2 separate regions of the Homo sapiens genome follow, and region 1 is linked to region 2. A link is an interaction called in ENCODE POLR2A ChIA-PET data of the cell type or tissue named here. Cell type or tissue: PC-9. All regions are shown on one strand. Links, peaks and the distances in the headings refer to the core of each region. The heading gives the core; the rest is flanking DNA.

Evidence for each region. ChIA-PET counts read pairs that join two places held together with the same protein. Peaks named below come from ENCODE experiments on the same cell type or tissue, not always from the same donor. Only the 100,000 strongest peaks of a DNase experiment are listed, where the experiment ranks them.
Region 1: POLR2A ChIA-PET joins it to region 2 with 5 read pairs; 2 of 35 experiments call an interaction of 5 or more read pairs at or near these places.

The regions. Positions count from the first base shown.
Region 1 is chr18:23,104,458-23,112,790 of GRCh38, reverse strand. LOC124904266 (a long non-coding RNA gene) reads right to left here and starts at 6,859. Exons shown (of 2, transcript XR_007066311.1): 1 at 6,698-6,859; 2 at 6,246-6,586. RefSeq lists enhancers at 6,515-7,014, 7,015-7,516. In PC-9, for the core only: no CTCF peak of the experiment used is centred there; DNase peaks (open chromatin) are centred at 4,110, 6,030, 6,790 and 7,570; H3K27ac peaks cover 3,727 bases.
Region 2 is chr18:22,609,100-22,617,432 of GRCh38, reverse strand. It overlaps LOC124904262 (a long non-coding RNA gene), which reads left to right and starts at 3,163. Exons shown (of 2, transcript XR_007066307.1): 1 at 3,163-4,668; 2 at 7,240-7,879. In PC-9, for the core only: no CTCF peak of the experiment used is centred there; no DNase peak of the experiment used is centred there.

The DNA of each region.
Region 1 (8,333 bases), core at 239-8,238, 500 kb before region 2:
ATTCTGTCTTCCAGAGTTGGTCCCAACAGTATCTCCCATTCTATAAGCTCTTCTCCAATATGACCTCCACACTCCTTCCACAGAGAGAAGGGGTCTTCAATCTAGGCAGACTTGTGACTCTCTTGTCACCAACAGAAGGGGGTAGAGATGATGCTATGTGACTTCCAAGGCTAGGTTAGGAAAGCTGCCATGTAAGTCGTCCAACTCCCAAAGGCTGCCATACTGGAAGGAAGCCCAACCCTCATGGGGAGGGCACTGTAAGTATCCCAGTTGACAGCCTGTGCTGAGGTTCCAGTGAATAACCAGCCATATCTGTGGGTAAAGATGCTTCCAGATGATTCCAGTCCCAGCTCTCATGTTGCCTCCAATCCTTGAGTCTTCCAAGCTAAAGTCCCAGAAACTGTGGAGTAGAGACTAACCATTTCTTCTGTGCCCTGCCCTGGATTCCCAGCCCACCAAACTGGTGGGCAAATGAAATAGCTGGTTTAAGCTAAGTTTGGGGTTGTTTTTTTTTTTTTTTTGAGACGGAGTCTCACTCTGTCACCAAGCTGGAGTGCAGTGGCGCGATCTCGGCTCACTGCAACCACTGCCTCCCCAGTTCAAGCAATTCTCCTGCCTTACCCTCCCAACTGGCTGGGACTACAGGCATGCGCCACCATGTCCAGCTAAGTTTTGTATTTTTTTTTTTTTTTGAGACAGAGTCTCGCTCTGTCACCCAGGCTGGAGTGCAGTGGCACGATCTTGGCTCACTGCAAGCTCCGCCTCTTGGGTTCACACCATTCTCCTGCCTCAGCCTCCCGAGTAGCTGGGACTACAGGTGCCCATGACCGCGCCCGGCTAATTTTCTGTACTTTCAGTAGAGACAGGGTTTCACCGTGTTAGCTAGGATGGTCTCGATCTCCTGACCTCGTGATCCACCCGCCTTGGCCTCCCAAAGTGCTGGGATTATAGGCGTAAGCCACCGTGCCCGGCCCAAGTTTTGTATTTTTAGTAGAGACGGAGATTTAAGAAGCTTCTCACAGAACTTGCTCAGGTGAAGCTGATCTTAAGCTGCTCATCTCTCAGGCATCCTCATCTCAGTAAGTGATTTCATCACTTATCTGATACCCAATTGCCCAGGCCAGAAATCTAGACATTGTCAGTAAGTTCTCTCTTTCCCTCACCCTCCATTCAGTCCATCAGCAAGTCCTGTGCCCTCCATCTTCAAAACATTTCCCATATAGGAGCACTTTTCACCTATGCCACGGGTTTAACCTTAATCCAAACCACATCATCTCTCTCCTGGACACTCTACAGAGTCCTCTCTGGTCTCCCTGCTTCCACTCCTGGTCTGCAGTTCCCTTCCCCACAATCAAGTCTCCAGAAGCCACAATGATCGTTTCAAGATGTCAGTTACATCACAAGCCCCAAGCCCTCCTTGCTTACCTGTCTGGTGATTGTCTGGGAATCTAGCTGGGGCTCTTGGTCAGAACATCCACATCTAGCTTCTCCGTGTGGCCTGGACTTCCTCACAATATGGTGGCTGGGTTCAGAGAAGAAGCATCCCAAGAGAAAGCAAGAGAGTCCCCCAGAACCACGTTGCTTTCTAGGACTGAGCCTCGGATGTCACTTCTGCCACATTCTATTGGTTGAGGCAGTTACAAAGTTCCACCCAAGTTCAAGGGGAGGGAACACAAACTCTACCTCTTAATGAGGCCTGCTAAGGTCACATTCTAAGAAAAGAATCTAGAGTGGAATATATATTCGTGCAGCCACCCTTGGAAAATACAATATACCACACCATCCAAAAAGATTTAATTCCATAAGTGACCAGGCGCAGTGGCTCATGCCTGTAATCCCAGCACTTTGGGAGGCCGAGGCTGGTGGATAGCCTGAGGTCAGGAGTTCGAGACCAGCCTGGCCAACATGGTGAAACCTCATCTCTACTACAACTACAAAAATTTGCCGGGCATGGTGGTGTGCACCTGTAGTCCCAGCTACTCAGGAGCTGAGGCAGGAGAATCGCTTGAACCCGAGAGTTTGGAGGTTGCAGTGAGCTGAGATTGCACCACTGCACTCCAGCCTGGGCAACAGAGTAAGACTCCATCTCAAACAAACAAAAGAAGATTTAACTCCATAAGAAAGAAAATCATCTATACACCAAAAAATATCACAAGGACAATATAAATGCAAAAGACAGGTTAAAGAAGCGCTAATTCCTCTTCTTTAGCTCCTCACTGAACTCCTCCTTTGGACATTGTGGGTTGATTTCAAGCTTCAAGGGTATTTGGCTGGTAACATCTTTTATAATCCTACAGGGACAGGAAGCCAAGAATGCTCTCTCCCTCAGCTCTACCTGTAAGGTTCACTTCAGATGCTCCTTTCCACAGCCCCTCCTCACCCCCTGTTACCAGCTACTCACCCCTTCTCCCTTAATTATTCACCTTTTAAAATCTTACCTCTCTTTAATCCCTCAAGTGTCAAGTTGTAGACCTTAAATATATACAATGCTTATATGTCAATAAAAAATTTTTTTTTCTTTTTAAAGAAGCTGGGTGTGGTGGCTCATGCTTGTAATCCCTCGTACTCAGGAGGCTGAGGTGGGAGGATGACTTGAGGCCAAGAGTTTGAGACCAGCCCAGGCAACACAGCAAAAACATCTTCGCTAAAAAAAAAAGACAGAGAGAGAGAGTATATTGAACTATAGATTTTTCAAAGGGCAGGGATTTTTTAAATTAATTACTGACCCCCTTCCTGCCCTGGTCCCATTACTGTTCACATGTATTAATTATTTAATATATGGTGGTGGAATTCACAAAGAAGTGATTGTGAACCAGGATCCAGCTCATCAATAGTTAATCCTGGAATATAGTAGGTGCTCAATTAAAACTTTTTTTTTTTTTTGAGATGGAGTCTTGCTCTGTCGCCCAGGCTGGAGTGCAGTGGCACGATCTTGGCTCATTGCAGTCTCCACCTCCCGGGTTCAAGCAATTCTCCTATCTCAGCCTCCTGAGTAGCTGGGATTACAAGTGCCTACCACCATGCCTGACTAATTTTTGTATTTCAGGAGAGATGGGGTTTAACCGCGATGCCCAGGCTGGTCTCGAACTCCTGACCTCAAGCAATCCACCCGCTTTGGCCTCCCAAAATGCTGGGATTACAGGCCTGAGACACTGCATGCTGCCTAAAACATGGTTTTTGTTTGGTTTGTTTGTTTTGAGAAAGAGTTTTGCTCTTGTTCCTTAGGCTGGAGTGCGATGGTGTGGTCTCGGTTCACTGCAACCTCTGCCTCCTGGGTTCAAGCTAGTCTCGTGCCTCAGCCTCCTAAGTAGCTGGGATTATAGGTGCCTGCTACCACAGCTGGCTAATTTTCATATTTTTAGTAGAGATGGGGTTTCACCGTGTTGGCCAGGCTGGTCTCGAACTCCTGACCTCACGCTATCCACCCACCTCGGCCTCCCACAGTGCTGGGATTATAGGCATGAGCCATCACGCCTGGCCCTAAAACAAGTTTTTAATGAATGGACTGCAATCCACCAAATACGAGACACTTATGGGAGAAGTAAGCCTAAGAGCTGATCCTTGCCTTCAGTTACTATTGACATCTTGTCCAACAACAGAAGAGCTGTTACAGGCAGTCAATGATTATAAGTTACTGATGACAGTCAGCAGGATTTAGAGAGACAGCTTTCCTAAGCATGGACAGGCAAAGTCAGAAAACATAAAGGAGAAGATTGATGGTTTCTATTGCATAAAAGTGAAACACTTTGGCTGGAAACGGTGGCTGACACCTGTAATCCCAGCACTTTGCAGGCCGAGGCAGTTGGATCGCCTGAGGTAGGGAGTTCGAGACCAGCCTGACCAACATGGAGCAACCCCATCTCTACTAAAAATATAAAATTAGCCAGGCGTGGTGGGGCATGCTTGTAATCCCAGCTACTCAGGAGGCTGAGGCAGGAGAATCACCTGAACCCAGGAGACAGAGGTTGCAGTGAGCCGAGATCGCCATTGTACTCCAGCCTGGGCAACAAGAATGAAACTCCGTCTCAAAAAAAAAAAAAAAAAAAGTTGCATGTCAGAAACCTTTAAAATTGGCATGCTCTGTGACCTGGCATTTCGACATTTTCAGATTCATGCCAAAGAATTTATTTCACAGGTCTGCCAAGATTTGTACACAAAGATGCTCCTTGAAGTATTGTTTTTAATAGCAGAAAATTGGAATTAATGTCTAGCCATTGGGACTGCTTAAATAGATCACTATAAAGCAACACTACATAGCCAACAACTATATAGCCATTTCAAATGCTGATACGAAATAACATTTAATGAAATGGAAGTATATTTACGTTATATAGCTAATTTTAAAAAATCAGATTCTCAAGCAAATGTACAATGTCATTTTTTCATCATATAGATATATACACACACATATACATATTCCATAAACATTAACTTGCAGATAAGCAGCCTAGAATGATTTATACCAAAATTTTAGAATTCTGAGTGATTTTATTTTTCTTGTCTCTTTTATGTGTTTTTAAACATTCCACACTCACTTATATTACTTTTTCTATTCAAGGAAAAAAATACCATTATTTCTCTTTAGTGGTGTGGAAGTTGGCCCTTAAATATAGATGGGAATGCCAGTTCGGCTGTTTCCTTTGAAAACATCTCAAGGCCCCAGGGGTGCACATTTACAACAGCCCGTTCTCTCCTGAGAGTAGAGGGAGGGTGGGAGGAATTTTGGTGAATGTCTGTACTTGCAATTCATCCTGCAGTTAATCTTTAAGACTGTGGGAATAGGTGCTTTGCGTTCCCTAGAACTGAAGCACATAGGTCTGGTTTGCCGTCCTTTTGTCTATATCACGTGGAAAGGTCTGGGCGTGGAGGCCTGCCTTAATCTAAATGCCACACCAGCCCCATCAGGGGCATTTCTGTTTCCTAAGTGATCCGACAGATGTGCTTTATTTTCTCCCATCAGAAATAAAGGGATGATATCATCAGTTCTATACACTGCACGTGGGGGTGGTGGAGAAGTGAATGACAGCATTCTGCAGGATAGAACCAGATGGGTGTGAGAAGCTGGATGGTAAGAGGGAAACAAAGTTTACTTATCTTCTTGATTTAGCTCTCAGTTTTATGAGGATACAGAAAAATCATGCGAAGAAACCTGATGGGAATAGTCTCTAACACTAAAAAATAAAGCAATGGGGCCGGGTACTGTGGCTCACGCCTGTAATCCCAGCACTTTGAGAGGCTGAGATGGGTGGATCTTGAGGTCAGGAGATCGAGACCTCTTGGCCAGCAAGGTGAAACCCCATCTCTACTAAAATACAAAAAATTAGCTGGGCATGGTGGCACGTGCCTGTAGTCCCAGCTACTTGGGAGGATGAGGCAGGGGAATTGCTTGAACCTCGGAGGCGGAGGTTGCAGTAAGCTGAGATCACGCCACTTCACTCCAGCCTGGCAACAGAGCAAGACTCTGTCTCAAAAAAAAAAAAAAAAAAAAAAGCAATGACTCAATCTTCAGGAATTCCTCTGACTCTATTTCCAAATATAATTCCTATATAAAACTACCCCCCTGCACTTTAGGGACCACTAAGCAACTGAATATTACAAGACAGAAAAAAGGAAGATTAACAATATGTGTTCAGATGCTTGCACCAAATATTAAACCTTGTCAGTTCACCATGGTTATACCCACGGGGGATCTGTGGGTATAAATAAAGACATTTCCTTCAACTTCAAGGTATTTGTTTTTTCCACTGTGCTATTTGCTAGAACCAAAAGATCAGGAAATGCTTCTAAATGCTCAAGTGTTTTAGCTGACTTTTTACAAGGTTTCCTTTGGATTCAGGAAGCTTTGAATGGCATAAATGGGCTCTGTGCAGATGCTTCTAGAAAGTTTATGTGTGCTCATCTCAGAGATTCCCAGAGAGTGGCTACCTCCACATCCCACCTCATGGGGCCCATGACCGATGACAATAACGTCAAAGGAGGCTGTAACTCTCTCTTAACTTTTTCAGGCTTGAAACCACAGAAAGCAATAAATTCAATGACACATATGATCGGCATCTTTCCCGTGCCAGCAGCCACGGCTGTGAGCCGCCAGGGACCCAGTTGTGTTAGAGACCTTGACCTCATAGAGTTGACAGCTGGGAGTGAGAATGGAGCTAAGGTGGGGACTGCTAACAGGCTTCTGGATATTTCTGTTCTTATTTTATTCTTGGATAAGATGACAGAGGAAAATGATTTTAAACAACCTGTTTGATAAAACCATTGGCGTATTTAATGGAATGCCCTCTACAAATGCTAAAGGGAAATTTAATAATCCCACAAAGTCTCCCAACTCTCTCCCTTTCTAAATACAGTTGCATGTCCTACAGCTACCCCACAAATCTCTCTCCTCTTTTCCTCCACAATCTCCCAAATTCACTCCCAACCCAGCCTCTGACTTCTCTCTCTCTCCTTTTTCTCATCCTTTTCCAGTGGATGGGTCCTTCTTCCTCCAGCAACTGTCTCTTCTTTCCCGTAAATCAAGTCAGGTCAATCTTGGCCCTTCTCATTTTCCTCCTTTCCTTCAACCGCACAAACGCAGGCACGGCATCTACCAAGAAAGACCGACTTCTCCTTATTCAGTGCGGGAACTCAGCCGGTTATATACAGTTAACTGGTTCCACAAATGCGCAACCTGAAGCAGAGAGGGCAAGGAACTTACCCAAGGCCACACAGCCTGGAAGTAGCAGAACCAGTCTTCAAACTTCCTGATTTCAAAGCTTGGGCTGTTTCCAAAGTGCAGGGGAGGCCCTCAGGGAGGGTTCTGGGTGGATGAGGAACAGAATTAAGTCCTGTTTACCGACCGCCATGTCCTCTCAGACTCAGGGGGCGGATCCGCTTCCACGCCCAAGACAGGAAACAGCCTTTCTCCCGGGAAGCTCCCTAAGGTCTGCGCCTCAGGAAAATTGTCCATCCCCATATCTTGGAAAAAAGCTTTCTTGCTCCCAGAGGCCTGCACAGGGGCGTCCACGCTGGCTTCCTGTGAATGGCGCCCCTGGAGTTGCGGGAGGCATTTTGCCCCTGGCTGCACAGTTCCTTTATTTCTCATGACGCTTTTTTGGAGGCCTTGAGGAGAAGAACTGCAGCATCTGCTCTTGGTTCACAGCCCTGCCGAGGTTCAAAGCCCACGGTTTCTCACTAACGCTTCAGGCAGGGCCAATCAATACCCTAAGCTTCAAACTCATGCTGTGTAAGGAACCTGTAAGAACTGACACCTCTGGGTTGCAGTGAGCCGAGGTCACGCCACTGCACTCCAGCCTAGGCGACAGAGGGAGACTCCGTTTCAAAAAAAAAAAAACTCCTCTGGTAGTTGCAGGTGTTTCAAAGGCTCTGAGAAAAGAGTGTCCCAAATATATACGTAAATACATGACCATCTTCTCAAGAAGTTACTGTTATGTAAAGTTCAAAAAACAACCACTTTAAGGGGAAATTGATGGGGTTCAGAACATGCTACCCTAAACTATGGCACCTTGGTATTTGAGAAAACAGCCCTGAAGACAGGCACACAGAAGAATCTAAACAAACAGGTCCTGCTGGGTTCCCTTCAGTTTATTCCCATTGGATCACATCCTTTTCCCTTCCAGTCCTATTTCTTTACAACTGTCCACTTTTCGTTAAACTAAAAGTAACAATGCACAAGTTTAACCATTTCTTTGGGTCTTAAATGCTGAAGGCTCCCGTGTCATGTAAAACTTACAATGAATTAAATTTGTATGCCTTTTCTCTCCCTCTTTTTCTTTTTTCTTTCTTTTTCTTTTCTTTTTTTTTTTTTTTTTGACACAGAATCTTGCTGTGTCACCCAGGCTGGAGTGCAGTGGCGTGATCTTGGCCCACTGCAATCTCTGCCTCCCGGGTTCAAGCAATTCTTGTGCCTCTACCTCCCGAGTAGCTGGGACTACAGGTACGTGTCACCGCGCCCAGCTAATTTTTGTATTTTTGGTAGACGGGGTTTCACCATGTTAGCCAGGCTGGTCTCGAACTCCTGACCTCAAGTGATCCGCCCGCCCTAGCCTGCCAAATCTTTTTGGGACGAAGTCTCACTCTGTCGCCCAGGCTGGAGTGCAGTGGTGCGATCTTGGCTCACTGCAACCTCCGCCTCCTGGGCTCAAGCAATTCTCCTGCTGCAGCCTCCCAAGTAGCTAGGATGACAGGTGTGCGCCACCACGCCTGGGTAAGCAAATAAATATATTTTTTTTCTTTTTTGGGACAGGGTGTCACTCTGTCACTCAGGCTGGAGTGCAGTGGTGCAATCATAGCTCACTGCAGTCTTGACCTCCTAGGCTCAAGCAGTCCTCCCA
Region 2 (8,333 bases), core at 262-8,261:
CCTTGTGATGGGTTCAAACATGCTCCTTTAACTTGGAGAAGTTTGTTATTACCAACCTTCTGAAGCCTACTTCTGTCAACTCGTCAGTGTCATTCTCCTTCCAGCTTTGTTCCATTGCTGGCGAGGGGCTGTGATCCTTTGGAGGAGAAGGGGAGTTCTGGTTTTTAGAATTTTCAGCTTTTCTACTCTGGTTTCTCCCCATCTTTATGGTATTATCTACCTTTGGTCTTTGATGTTGGTGACCTACAGATGGGGTTTTGGTTTAGATGTCCTTTTGGTTGATGTTGATGCTATTCTTTCCTGTTTGTTAGTTTTTCTTCTAACAGTCAGGTCCCTCACTGCAGGTCTCTTGGAGTTTGCTGGAGGTCCACTCCAGACCCTATTTGCCTGGGTATCACCAGCGGCGGCTCAGTTGGAAATACAGAAATCACCCATCTTCTGCGTTGATCATGCCAGGAGCTGCAGACCAGAGCTGTTTCTATTCGGCCATCTTGGAATGGACATAAGATGTACTTCTTAAATAATGAAAATTGAAAGACAAAATTACTCCTTGATCCATGGGCTGCAGAATGGATGTTGTGTTAGCAGGCCTGAAAACAACATTCATCTCCTTGTACATTGCCATCAAAGCTCTTGGGTGGCAACATGCATTGTTAATGAGCAGTAATATTTTGAAAAGAATTTTTTTTCTGAGAAGTAGGCCCAACAGTGGGCTTAAAATATTCAGAAAACTATGCGGTAAACAGAAATGCTATCATTCAGGCTTTGTTCTTCCATTTCTAGAGCACAGGCAAAGTAGATTTAGCATCATTCTTAAGGACCTTAGGATTTTTGGAATGGTAAAAGAGCACTGACTTCAACTTAATGTCACCAGCTGCAGTAGCTCCTAACCACAAAATCAGCCTGCCCTTTGTAGCTTCGAAGCCAGGCATTGACTTCTGCTCTATGAAACGATATCTTCTTGCAATATAAGGCTGCTTTGTCTATATTAAAAATCTGTGGTTTAGAATAGTCACCATCATCCATGATCTTAGCTAGATCTCCTGGACTTCTTGCTGCAGCTTGTCCATCAGCACTTGCTGCTTCATCTTGCACTTTTATGGTGTGGAGATGGCTTCTTTCCTTAAACCTCATGAACCAGCCTGTGCTAGCTTCACACTTTTCTTCTGTGGCTTCCTCACAATTGAAGAGAGTTGGGGTCTTGCTCAAACCTGGCTTTGGCTAACAGGGTGTTGTGGCTGTTTTGACCTCCTACCCAGACCACTCAGACTTTCTCCATATCAGCAAGGAGGCTGCTTCACTTCCTTTTCATTTGTGTATTCACTTTTAGTTTCCTTCAAGAACTTTTCCTTTGCAGTCACAACTGCGCTGACTATTGAGTACAAGAAGCCTAGTTTTTGGCCTGTCTCAGCTTCTGACATGCCTTCCTCATTCAGCTTAATCATTTCTAGCTTTTGATTTAAAATGGCACACATGTAACCTTTCCTTTCACTTGAACATTTAGAGGCCATTTTAAGGTTATTATTTGATCTCATGTCAATAGTGTTCTGTCTGAGGGAATAGGGAGGTCCAAAGAGAGGAATGGGGGGAGATGAAGCAGCTGCTGGTTGGTGGAGCCATCAGAACACACACAACATTTATGGATTAAGTTTTCCATCATACATGGGTGCGGTTTGTGGTGCCCCAAAACAATTACAATAGTAACATCAAAGATCACTGATCACCGAATACCATTAAAAGATGTAATAATAATGAAAAATTTTAAAGTATTGTGAGAATTACTAAAATATGACACAGAGACACGAAATGAGCACATGTTGTTGAAAAAAAAAAAAAAGATGGTGCTAATAGACTTGCTCAAAGCAGGGTTGCCATGGACCTTCAATTTGTAAAAAAAGACAGTATCAGTCAAGTGCAATAAAGTGAGATATGCCGGTATATGAGGCTTCGTTCTTGGCCCTGGTGGTGAGGTGGATAAAATGCAGAGGCTCTTTTCCCTGGAGAAACTCCTGAATCCTGTGATCTTAAGCAAGCTTTGTCCAAGAGATCAGATCAACACCTGAATAGTGGAAATTCTGGCTTGACCATTCTGGTTGGTGGTTTTGGTCCTAGAGGTATCCCTTATGACAGAGAAGACTTGTATTTCAGCTGAGTTATCTTTAAGGTAAAATGCTATGCACTGAGTACTATATTTTATTCATTGATACATACTGATCTGTTGAAGATATGTCCCTCTACTCAGGCATCTGCTGACAATATCCTGTTCTCATGGTTTGCTGGTGTGGCCTTCACCACTAGTGTGTTCTGAGACCATCACTGTCACCCCCATGCCTCACAGCTGCCTCCTTTACCAGGCCCTGTGGACTTGAAGTTCTTCTCAATGCTTACCCGCTGCCTTCTGCTCATAGGCATGGTTCTGATGCATCCTAAATAAGTCTGTATGTGTGTCGAGGAGGGTACTGGTAGGAAGGAAAATTATTTGTGCATAAATGAAGGGATATATTATGATATATCAACAGATAATATTTTGTTTCTGCTGTTTCATTTTCACCCAGATTTCTTCTCTTTCTTTTCTCGAAAAATGCTCTTTCTTAAACAGGCCTTGATTTGGAAGCTGGTTTTCTGGAACGGTATTTATCAAGTCTGTTTGCACAGTATCTAACTCTTTGGATGCTTTATCTTTTCTTGTGTCCCATTTAAACCCTTTTTCTTTTTCTGAAAATCATGTTTTTAAATCAGGAAATATTCATTCAATGTCTACTGTGTGAAAGGTAACTTGCTTGGCACTGTGAAAGAAAATTAAAACAAAAGGTGTGCTGTCTTCTAAGATCCTGTAGTTTAGGGGGAGAGACAGGCACATAAATAACTCCAATATGGGCCAATCATGTGAAGTATTTTAGTGAAGAAAAAAAGTGTGTTTGTTTATTTATTTATTTATTGAGACAGAGTCTTGCTCTGTCACCTAGGCTGGAGTGCAGTGGCGTAATCTTGGCTCACTGCAACCTCTGCCTGCTTTGTTCAAGCAATTCTCCTGCCTCAGCTTCCCAAGTAGCTGGTACTACAGGTAAGCACCACCACGCCCGGCTAATTTTTTGTATTTTTGGTAGAGATGGGGTTTCACCATGTTGGCCAGGCTGTTCTTGAACTCCTGACCTTAGGTGATCCGCCCATCTTGGCATCCCAAAGTGCTGGGATTACAGGCATGAGCCACCGCGCCCAGCCAAAAGTATATTTAGCTGGATTAGGTATAGATCTACCCAAGGAGATTGAAGGGGGCAGTCATACATTTTCATCTAAAATCTTCTTTCTTTCCTTAAAATCTTACAAAATCAAATGGGTGGCTGCTTCTACCAAACTGCCCACTCACTTCTTACTTCTCAATTAGTTTTCTCTCTCTTTCTCCCTCAATAAAGATAGGGCACTATGGAAGATTACACCATTTCAAACACATTCCAAAATGCTGTCTCAGCCCATGCCTGGCTGTTACTGCTTTAGGAGAATCTGATGAACATGTTTAAACACTCTTAGCACCCGAGGTTGTCTGTGTATAGTTGGGGAGCAGGTGGCCCGCCTGGGTAGAAAGTTATTACCTATTTTCATTTTTGCTTTGAAGGTTAAAAAGAGTCTGATTCTAATAATCGATTTACCTCTTAAATAGGGAAATAAGTCTGACTCCTGGGAAAAGGACATAAATTAACCTCTGGAAGTCATCAGAACTTATTAGCACATAAATGCTTCTGCTAAATCTGTCACCTTTCATTGAGCGCTCTGCCCGTCATGGGCTGTATTTGAGTTTTGTGGTATGCACTTAAGATTTTTAAGTGTGAGAGACATTTCCTTCTTTCAGGGTGAGGCAGGGTGACCCAAGGTCTCTGAAAGGTAAATACCAACTCCCCTGTCTCCCGAGCGAGCGAGCGAGCGACGGGCCTGTTTACAGTGTACCACCCTTGTCTGCAGGGAACATGCTTCACATTTTCTTCCAGGTGACGGGCTGCCTGCCAGTGACACCGCACACCTCGAGAGCTGCACAGTTTCTGCAGCAATATCATTCCTCTTCGGCTCCACCCTTTCCCTTTGAGCTTTACATTTCGTCCTTGCTCTGTGCAGTGCACCAATCAACACAAATTCAGGCAACCCCTCATTTCTCCCTCCTTTGATGACCCTGAAGCTCATCATCTGGCCAGCCCATCGCAGCCCAGAGCCATGTGTTGGGCGTGCTTCTGCCGTGGCGCTGGGAAGTCTGTCTGGGTGCTGTATTGTTTTATATTTTTCTCCCTCCTTCCCATGGCACCCTTTCTGCTGTTCCTTTCCCACCTTAAAAATAAATCCAAGGATATGAATAGCTTGAAATGAACTAAATCGGTCATTGTTATTACAGGAAAACTTTATACAGAATGCAAGCAATAATCCGCTTATATACACTGCGCTCTTACACAATAACTGATCCTTCATCGCTCTTCTCTGCTTGGCAAACGGAGTAGCTACCTTCTCATTCCCACAGTATTGTGTAAACATGAAAAGAAGCCAGAAGAGGTTCCTTTTATTTTGTTTTTGTTTTTTTGTTGTTTGCTGGCTTCAGGCTGGGCCCCAGCAGAGGGCGAGTGGCAGGAGGACACTTGAGTGGATTCTGCAAAAAGCCACACAGCTTTCCTCTGATGGATCAAAATGGTAATATTGATTCTATAAAAGTTTAAAGAGGTATTATGGCTGATTGGCAGGCATCCCTTTATTGAAGACATATCAAACCACAGGAAAAACTACTGGAACAGCTACTAGAACCCTATGGTTAATATAAAGTTTCCCAAATTCTGAAATTAAGCCTCCTGGCTGCCACCCTGGAGATATTAAACAAACTGTATATCTTCTATGTGCATCACTTATTTGTAAGGATAATTATATTCTTTTTCTGTTTTCCTACACCTTCTACTTCAGAATACACTAAAAACCCCCAAGTCACTTGAGCCCAGGAGTTCAAGGCTGCAGTGAGCTATGATTGCAGCACTGCATTCCAGCCTGGGTGACAGAGAAGGATCCTCTCTCAAAAAAAAAGGAAAAACAAAAATAAAAATTCCCAAGTCAAACCTTTAGTAAGAATTAGACTAAATTATTAAAAGCAATTTTGGAAAAAGAATTTACAAATGCAAAAAGAATGAGCAATTTACCTAGATACTTTGAATTTGCCAAATGAAGCTGATGCTTTGCAATGAAGCCTTTCTCATGCAAATCTGAAATTGCAGATGAACTCCAAATGGGATCCCTGATCTGTGATAGGAACAGATGAAGAAATGAAGCTTTTTATAGTATTTTGATGAACACTTTAATATTTCTCATCTGTCCTTGAGAAAGACATAATACATGCTAGCCTAGGGCTTGCTACATTTGGTATTGCTGTTTTTAGTCGTTAGCAAATTTTCTCAATGCTTTGGCTCTTTTTTTCTTTCTTTTTTTTTTTTTTTTTGAGACAGAGTCTCTCTCTGTCGCCCAGGCTGGAGGCTGGAGTGCAGTGGCGCAATCTCGGCTCACTGCAAGCTCTGCCTCCTGGGTTCACGCCATTCTCCTGCCTCAGCCTCCTGAGTAGCTGGGACCACAGGCACCCGCCACCATGCTTGGCTAATTTTTTGTATTTTTTTTAGTAGAGATGAGGTTTCGCCGTGTTGGCCAGGATCGTCTCGATCTCCTGACCTCATGATCCACCTGCCTCGGCCTCCCAAAGTGCTGGGATTGCAGGCGTGAGCCACCGTACCCAGCTAATGCTTTGGCTCTTAATTAGGACTAAGAAACATTTAGCAAAAGCTAAAGAGTCAGCTGGGTAATTAGGAAGTCAGGTCAATCAGTTCAACCTTTTCTATGTCCCTGCTGCAGGCAGGGCACTGAGTTGAGCGTCATGTAGGATATAAAGGTGAGTAAGAAATAGATGCTTTCCTCCAGGAGCTAGGAGACTAGCTAAGAATCTAGGATAAGGACACAGCACTTCAATCGAAGACATTAAGATGGTACAAATAAAGTGTGTAGGTTCTATTTATGGTAACCTAGGAAACATAAAAGCAAAGGAGGAGTTTTAAAAAATACTCGCTTGGAAATTAACATTTCTCTAAGATCAATGGTCAGTTCTCTTTATTAGTCTAGAGGCAGCAAACTTTTCTTTCCTGGGGCCTTATCCACAGCAGGTGCTTAGGTTACTTTATTAGAAATAGCAATAGTTTATGAGAACTGGACAGAAAGACTGCCACCTTCTTCACTCTCTCTAGCATCAGTGCAAAATCATGTGGAGGTTTGATTGTTAAAAAGCTACTAGACATGGTTTTGTGGTTTGCATTTGACCTAATCTACAAGATTGTTTTAGAGCTAAATGTTTTGAGGAAGGATCCATAGATCTTAAGAAATAAAAGAACTATAAGCAAATTGATCCAACTCCTTGTTTTTAAATAGATAAGGTGTCTTTAGTCCCCATTTGATGGACACTATTCAGAGATTGAATGCATTGCTGGAAGTTGCATGTGGTATAAGCATAGGAAGACTGGACTCCTGGTCCTTTGCCTCCCAGGACAGCGCTGTTGCACCACCTCTTGTAGATGAGAAAATTAAAACACAAAATTCCTGCGCATTGGTAGAAAACTCTTGTTTTTGTTTTCTTGCCTGTTAATCCAAACCTCTAGCTATAAAATAATATTATTCTTGGAGATCTTAATTGTCATTATTTATGTAAGATTTATACCACATCTATTTCCAAAAAAATTTTTAAATACATTGCAACCTTATATACACTACAGAATAAAACATCTAGAAACAGAACAACACCCTTTTTTTCTGAAAATTAGACAGAGTTAGCAAATAGCTGACGGGCAAGCATATGTTATTCCACTCCAGGATGGAATTTAGTTTTGAAGTTTCTTTGCAGATGAGATAAAATTATAAGTGTGTGAAACTATATTATTCCCTTACCTATTGGCTTTAAATTGGATTTCCAAATTTAGTAGAACCCAAAAATGAGAAGAAAGTGTTTTTTAATAGACCTTGTAGATGATCTTTCAAGTTTTGACCTTGTATAAAGCATTAGATTAAGAAACAAAGTATAAAAAACAATTACTCTTCAGTACTTGTGTGCATGTGTTTTAGAAGGATAATGGCAGTGGGCACATTTCTGGACCTGCAGCATGGGTGGGGAAAGTTTCTCTTTTGTGGGAGGGATGTCTAAAGTTTTCTCTAATTGTTTTTAGAATACCTATTTTTTTTTTCTAGAAAGAACGTCGGTCCTGGCAGTCTTTCAGCCACAAAGCTTTGAGAAATGGGGCTAAATATTAATAATAACTGCTTGGATTATAATGAGGAATCAATCAAAACACATACTGTTGATGAAGATGCCTTGAACACCGTGGATGCTGTAGAATAAGGGATTATGACTACAGCAATTCTTGGCTCCCTTCTCTGTTTGTTTAAGGGTTACACAGGCTTTGTTTAATATCTCCGTGTCTCAGTCCTTTCGGTTGAAGCACAAGGCATGCTTCAGCCACCTGAGATTAACTGCTAAACCCTGCAGCAAGCCAGCATCTCCTCCCTGCTGCCTCTCATCCGTCAGGATCTGCTCTGGAAATGGGCCAGTGGTGACGTGTGGGAATGCAGCCCTTTGTGTTTGTTTTTGGTGTTGGATTTGGTGGCCTTGGTCACGGATTGGCTTCCTTCTTTGAAACTGAACATCTTCCATGCCTTTGTGATTGAGTGACAAAAGTTCAACCTGCACATGCCAAAATGAACAGCCTAGAAAACTGATTATGGTTTCAGGACCAGCTTTAAAAAAAAGCAACAAAACCCTTCCAGTCACCCAGAGTTCTAAACATAATCGGTTGGTTCCCAGAAGTACAATAAAAGGAAGCCAGAAGTATTTTAGTCCCTAGTTGTTTATGAATCAACCTGATTTTCTTTTTCAGACTTTGAAGGTCACAGAATCAAATCATGTGGAGCCATTTCCATCAGTCCTCCTACCCACCCTTTCTCCCCTGTTCTCTGTTGCAAGTAGGGTTTTGCTAGGTTTAAGTAGAACATTGCTCAGAATTTCCAGGGGTTCTTAATTAAAGCAGGTTTCTTTTCCAAGAAAGCTGCCTTGGAAATTACTGGAAGGGAAGCAACAGTGACAAGTAAAGCAGGCGTCAGAATACCTTCAGTGTACCCCAGCCCTGCTCCTCCCCTAGAGCACAGGCTCAGGAGTTCTGCTGGCCTTAGGTAGAAGCCAAGGAAGAGGGGCCTGCACTCATCTTTCTGAGTAAGCCAGGGCACTTCATGTCTGGGATAAAGCCAGCAGGGCATGGGACATGGCATGGAACTGAATTTATATAGGA